2 separate regions of the Homo sapiens genome follow, and region 1 is linked to region 2. The links are chromatin contacts, found by Hi-C or POLR2A ChIA-PET in ENCODE. All regions are on one chromosome and are shown on one strand. The core of a region is the stretch at or near the end of the contact, and the rest is flanking DNA. Distances in the headings are between cores, read along the strand shown. Region 1 overlaps ERAP1 (endoplasmic reticulum aminopeptidase 1). Region 2 overlaps LOC101929710 (a long non-coding RNA gene).

Region 1 (3,362 bases), core at 421-2,920, 170 kb after region 2:
ATGTGTGGCATATATGTCTTGAATGAATTAATGAGAATACAAGTGAATGAATGAAATGCTTTGTTGCTATAGATCTTGTCTATAGATGACTACCTTTCTGGTCAAGGCTTTGGACATCTCTTCAGTCATCAGACAGAGTATCTCTGCTCTAGACCTCGCTGGAGTTCAAGCTTGAATTATTATATGCAAGTTAATTTTACAAGCCTGGATGAGGCTACTGAAAACTGGAAAAAAGCTACGAGACTGTAACAACCCTTCATTCTTTTTCATTTCCAAAGCTCTCTCCCCATCTCAAGCTAGAAAATAGTGTAACCAGACTACACAATGGAACCACTCCTAAAAAAATTAATATTAGCCTCTCAGCTTTTATCTAAATGTACCACAGTTTAAGAGCCTTGTAAAATTTGTTCCACAACTTTACTATAGGAAACCTTATTATAGAAGGGACACCACAGAACTCAATGGCCCACACATCAAAGTCCTCGAGTTTAGGACTGAAGAAAAGTCTGCTTTTGTAGAAAATGTGTATGCTTCATGTTCTCTTTTACCAGACAATGAGAATAACTCATACTGATTCCTCATTTTTCCTTGACTTCCAGGAATGTCTGTGATAAATTCAGGGGACAATTGCGAGAATTATCCTCAGCCATAAGTCCCTCACATGGTTATCACCTGTCCATTATGTATCTTTTTGTCCTTCATTTTAACATTTCTTTTATACATGGATCTTAAAGCTGCCTGAAATTCTTTCTGAAGGTAGATGGTTACATAATAAGTGACAGGGAACCATGAACTTGGATGGTTTATAAAGAACCTAGATTCCGGACCTGCCTCTTTAGCAACAGCTGGATGACCACTTCAGTCATTTATACCTCAGTGCCCACTTTTAACATCCTTAAACAAGGACTAATTGTCTCAAGTAATTTTCTTCAAGTCCTAAGGTTTTTACTGGCAGAGCTAAGACCTCTTAACGTGTCTGAGAAGAGGCACAGTTTTCACTAGTTTAATTGCAACTGATTTATGCTGCTGTCAACACCATAGCATCCAAAAATAACTTCTAAATGACAATCCATTTCTAACTCACCACACCCTCAAAGTATTTTGTCTACCCCATATTAATTAGCTAATTTTCATTTATGTTTAAAAATATATATATAGATTTTTTTTTTTTACCTCTTCAAGCCGTGTTCTTGTGGAGAATTGATTTGTTGTACCCATTACCATGTGGGCTATGGAAGATGAGCCAAGTTCAAACCTAGAGAGGGAAATATTCAAAAACGGGTTGTGAAATACTTATTCATTTAACATATATTTTAAGGGCCTCCTATATATAATAGCTTTCAGCTAAAAACTGATCGGTGTGAAAAATACAAAATATGATGTCTATCCAATGGGTTAAGATCTAGCTGTAAAGAATAATACACACCAACAGCCTAATAAAAGGTTAAGTATCCAACAGAAAATGACAGAAGCAGGAAATGCTATAAGAGTTAGACAAAGACAGATGTGAACAAGCAAATGTGTTCATGGAAGGCCTGGGCTGAACTGTGAGGAGGAAGGCTTCAGATATGTCCATGGGCTCAGGAAGGGGTTATGCCAGATGGAATGGAAAACATCCCTGTCCAGATTCACTAGTTAGCACTGAAGTCCAGTTTTATGTTTTCTACAAATATTTTAGGTATTTCTACTGCCTATCTTCAATCAAAAAGTACCTTTAGACTGTTACTGTTCTTTTACAAACAGCAAGGCTAAAACACAGTAAGGTTATGAACTTATCCAGTCACAGCACAATTTTTGGCACCACTTACTTTTGTACAAGTTTGTTCCAGTTTTTCCTCAGAAATTGCCAGGCCAGTGGGTATCCTACTGGGTTCCTGCCAATGAGTGTAAGAATTTGTGGAAACTCCTGAGTTTTTATTTTATCTCCCTTAAAGCTTTCATCTAGTAGCCTAGAAGGATTAAGAAAAGAAATGTTAGCAATGAATAGGTGATGAAACAGTTATGAATCACTGCAATAAAATTACTTGTAAAAGAAAAAAAAGTCTGCCAGTAACAAAGGTTAAAAAGATAAATGGGTAACCACAATCCTGATAAACCCACTATAGCTACATAATAAAAACTAACATTTATATAGTGTTCATAACACCCATTCTCATATACCCTCTCATTTGCTCAAAAGAATAGTTAAGGAAGAGTAGCTCTAGTAAATATTTTTAATATGTTGTCATTTTAAAGATGCACAAATGTATACACCTTTAAATATTTTTCCTAACACCTGGTTCTCCCTAATTATTTGCCTTTCTCATTAGATGTGTGCTGACTTGCAGTATGTTCCCAGCAGGATAGGCAATTCCTGGCCAAGAAAACAAAAATAGATGCCAGAATGATCTAATCTAATCTAATTTCCCTTGGCCACATGAACATGAATGAATGACGGACTCACCATTGAAGCTTTTCCTTATTTTGGGTTCTGCAGAGGGCAAATTCAATTTGGCTTTTCTCAGTACTGGACAAAGAAAACTGATATTTACTATAAAGAAAATCCCAGCCTTCTGTGCTCTGGGCCCCCACAGCAAACACTGCCAAGGTCACGTCGACAGGCAGGCTATAGAAAGGAACACACTCGGTGAGAATCTGAGGTGCAGTAAGTATGTTTAGAGGCATAATGGTGACTAACTATGAACTGCTGAACTTTCCCCATGATCAGAGAAGCATGCCTGGAAATATAAACAAAAACTACTGATTTCCTTCAGTTACAATTTTTTTTTTTTTTTTTTTTAGGACGGAGTCTTGCTCTGTCACCCAGGCTGGAGTGCCGTGGCTCGATATCGGTTCCTGCAAGCTCCGCCCTCCCGGGTTCACGCCATTCTCCTACCTCAGCCTCCCGAGTAGCTGGGACTACAGGCGCCCGCCACCATGCCCGGCTCATTTTTTGTATTTTAGTAGAGACGGGGTTTCACCGTCTTAGCCAGGATGGTCTTGATCCCCTGACCTCGTGATCCACCCACCTCAGCCTCCCAAAGTGCTGGGATTACAGGCGTGAGCCACCGCGCCTGGCCTAGTTACACTTTATAAAAAAAAGGCAAGAGAAAAATATCTAAAATTAGGTTTTAAGTAGCCTTCTCAAAAATGTGAAATGCCATTTTTATAAATACCTACATATTTAAATACTTTAATGATGCTGGGTGACTCCATAGGGGATCACCTTTCAAGCCAAAAGAAATTCAAACTATATTCAAAATTTACACCATGATCACAAGTCAGGACGGCAGTAGGACCACTGTTTGGATTTCTTTAAGCTGAAGCATGTAGGTTGTTGGCATAAATGTTTCCTGGGTGGGGTTTAAGCTCCAAATGTAAAA
Region 2 (3,370 bases), core at 389-2,888:
ATCCACGTAACAAACCTGCATACATACCCGCTGAATCTAAAATTTGAAGAAAATAAAACAAAAACAGAGAAATCTGCACTTGTACCGGTTTAAAGAAATAAATACGTTTTAATCTAATCAAATATATCAAATCTTTTACTTTATAATTTTGGTTTACTGGATTTTGTTAATATGCTCTTTCTTACACTGAGATTATGCAAAAATTCTTCTGCATTTTCCTCAAACTTATTTTAGTTTTGCTTTAGATGTTTAGATCTCTTATCAACGGGGTAACAATTTATCTTTGTGTATGATATAAACAAGAAGTCTAAATAAATATACACACATATATACATACATACACACATATATACATGTGTAAATACACAGTACATGTAATTTTTCTCTGTGGGTAACCAATTAATGTTTATCAGTTAGCCCATGCATGTTCTATTGATTTGTAATGCCACTGCTTCATGTATCCAATTTCCAAATATGTATGAGTCTCTTTCTGAACTCTCTATTCTGTTCCACTGGCAAGTCATCCATCACTGTGCCAATAGCACACTGCCTGAACTACTATAGTTTTATAATAAGTCTTGATATCTGGTAGAGTGACCCTCTCCATCTTCTTCTCTTTCAGAATTTTCTATTCCTAGCTGTTTTCTTCCATTCAAATTTTGAAATAAGCTTGTCAAGTTCAGCAATAAAAATCCAGTTGAGGTTATAATTTGAATTGCATTAGAATAGATGGATTTGAAGATGAATGACAGTTTTCTTCTTATCCTTGAACATGGTTTCATCTCTCCTTTCATTTAAGTATTCTCGAAGGTCTTTCAATGAAATTTCATACTTTTTTCATATTTGCACATCCTTTGTTAGATTTAATACTAGGTACTTCAGATTTTGTAATACTACTATTTGTGCTATCTGTATTTTCTGTTTAAGTCTTCACAACCCTATGAGTTAGATATTTTCACGTTCATTTTCTAGCTAAGGAAACTAAGGTCCAGAAAGATTAAGTAACTCACCATGTTATCAGTAGTCAGTGATGGGGACGGGATGCAAAACAAGTTCTATCTGACCCCAAATTCTGTGTTCTTAACCTCCAATCCATACTCTGTCTTCTGATGATTGTCTTTAAAGCATTTTTAAATGAAACAACTTAAGGGTATTCAAAGGCACAAAACAACAACAACAATAGTAACTACCTATCTCCCTGGAGAAAACGTTAAGTACCTCAAACTTTATTCTCTATACAAATAACCTGGGACTTCTATTACAATGTACATCTTAATCCTGTAGGTCTGGGGTGGAGCCTGCAAATATTTAGGTATTCCCAAATGTCTTTCAATGAAATTTTATACTTTTTAAAATAATTGCACATCTTTTGTTAGATTTAATACTGGGTGCCTTATACTGTTTTTTAAATTGTTGTTCATTTATCTGCATTGTGAGGCTGGGTATCCTCACAGCCCTATGAGTTAGATGTTTTATGTCTATTTTGTAATGAAGGAATCTAAGGTATAAAGTAACTAACAATATATCATCAGCAGTAAGTGACCAGGTAATACAAATGCTGCCGGTCCAAGGAACCCCTTCCAGAACCACCACTAACTCTACAGCATTTTCTGGTGAGGAACCCTTTAATTAACATGATTAAAGGTGAGAACTCCACCAGATGGCAGCAGAAGCTCATCATTTTGTCTCAAATGATTCCATTTCCCTCTGGATGGAGTGTTAGCTGTTGGCAAATGCCTGACTCGTTAGGTTATTGCGGTGAAGTGAATCAGAATCAGGGCCTTTCACTCCTGATGCTGTGTGCAATCTTACCTACTACAGCGCCTCAGTGTTGACAAGGGATTTTCAGCAAAAGCATCCAGCCGGGACATGCCCACGAGCTTCTCCCAAAAACCTTATGGCAGGAGGCTTATAAATGAGAATGAAAACTGTTTTCCATGGGTTGCTTTTTCATCACAGTGAGTTCAATTTAGGTACTTAACCAAGAAAAGGAAACATGATTTGAAATGTTTGGCAGGGGATTAGAAGAGGAAATGATTCATTCACTGTGGGGAACGGGAAGCTATTCAGGCAGATAAACCTGAAACAGAGTCCAAAGATTCAGAGGAAATCCAAGAATAATGCCAGGGACCCACCTCCATCCAAAGCCTAGGCCCAGCCTCTCCCCAGGGGTGCCAGATTACCCCTCTTCCTCAGTGCTTTTTTTCTTTTTAAAAACTGAATATATATATATAGTTGAATTATGAAAAGGATCCATCATCTTGTACTGCTCCCACCCTAAGCTTGGTAAAATGAGGCACCTGTCACTAAGAAGGCTAATGAGTTCATTATATTCTCTTGCCTTTTAGTTACTTAAAAGCAATAATTTGGGCACTGGGGAGGCCCTCAGCGCTGCCTTGAGTGAGCTGTGAGTAGGCTTTAGCCTAGTATAGGCAGCCCCCAAATTTCAATAGTTCAACTTAAGATTTTTGAACTTTACGATGGTGCAGAAATCATATGCATTCAGTAGAAGCTGTACTTGGAGTACCCATACAGCAATTCAATTCTGTTTTTCAATTTCAGTACAATATTCAATACATTACATGAGATATTCAGCACTTTATTATAAAACAGGCTTTGTGTTAGATGATTTGCCCAACCACAGGCTATTGTAATTGTTGGAGCATATTTAAGGTAAGCTAGGCTAAACTATGATGTTCAGCAGCTTTGGTGTATTAAGTGCATTTTTGACTTACAATATTTTCTATTTCCAGTAAGTTTATCCCATCGTAAGCCAAAGAGCAGCTGTACAGGATGGCATTTGGCAGTCCCTAGGCAGGTCTCACTTCCTCCTCTCCCCTTACTCTGCCATAACCATCTCTCCCATTGACTCAGTCAGCACTGTCTGTGCTGCTGCACAGGGCTGTCTCCCAGAGTGTGTTCACATAGTCCAGTCTATCAGATTGCTTTGCTAATGTGCCAATGGCAACAGGGAGAATGAAACAGACAAGGATTCTGTGGGCTGTCCTTGGCTGAGACGCACATTGAGGGAGAATTCAACCTGCTCCACCACGCCAGGCCCCAGGGAAGGAGGCCAGGGAGCCTAAGAGGGGTCAGGTGGAGGTGTATGGTAGTGAGTAGGGAATCAGGAGATTATCAGCCGTCCTATTATTTAATGGTTCTTGCTTCAAGCATTTGCTGGGAAAGAGGGGTCCCGAGAACAGGTCCATGCCACTGAGACTCAGTGACTTATACTAGGGCAAGTGTAAATGTTCTGGTATTAGGGTTCTCTTGACAACCAGAACTAATAGGGTAAATATATATTAGAGTTTATTAAGGAGTATTAACTCACATGGTCACAAGGTCCTACAATCGGCCATCTGCAAGCTGA

What was found. Hi-C counts contacts between places; a loop is a spot of excess contacts on that map. ChIA-PET counts read pairs that join two places held with the same protein, here RNA polymerase II (POLR2A). Pooled maps may share reads with other maps.
Region 1: a loop to region 2 is called in a pooled map, with 2.5 times the contacts of the local background. The contact joins two enhancer-like sites. A Hi-C loop is called at or near these places in 2 of 50 pooled maps. POLR2A ChIA-PET finds 5 or more read pairs at or near these places in 2 of 52 experiments (GM12878 and activated CD4-positive, alpha-beta T cell).

What each region holds. Positions count from the first base shown.
Region 1 is chr5:96,779,250-96,782,611 of GRCh38, forward strand. It overlaps ERAP1 (endoplasmic reticulum aminopeptidase 1), which reads right to left. Exons shown (of 19, transcript NM_001040458.3): 16 at 2,444-2,605; 17 at 1,809-1,949; 18 at 1,174-1,255. Among named protein-coding and RNA genes, the nearest start is that of ERAP1, 27 kb to the right of the region's middle. RefSeq lists an enhancer at 1,123-2,322. Within about 2 kb of position 1,671, at least 2 of the 41 ENCODE cell types and tissues checked have a DNase peak (open chromatin) inside an H3K27ac peak, as active enhancers do.
Region 2 is chr5:96,612,538-96,615,907 of GRCh38, forward strand. The region is part of intron 4 of LOC101929710 (a long non-coding RNA gene); the gene reads left to right. It also overlaps a transcript of CAST not described here. Among named protein-coding and RNA genes, the nearest start is that of CAST, 48 kb to the right of the region's middle. Within about 2 kb of position 1,639, at least 17 of the 41 ENCODE cell types and tissues checked have a DNase peak (open chromatin) inside an H3K27ac peak, as active enhancers do.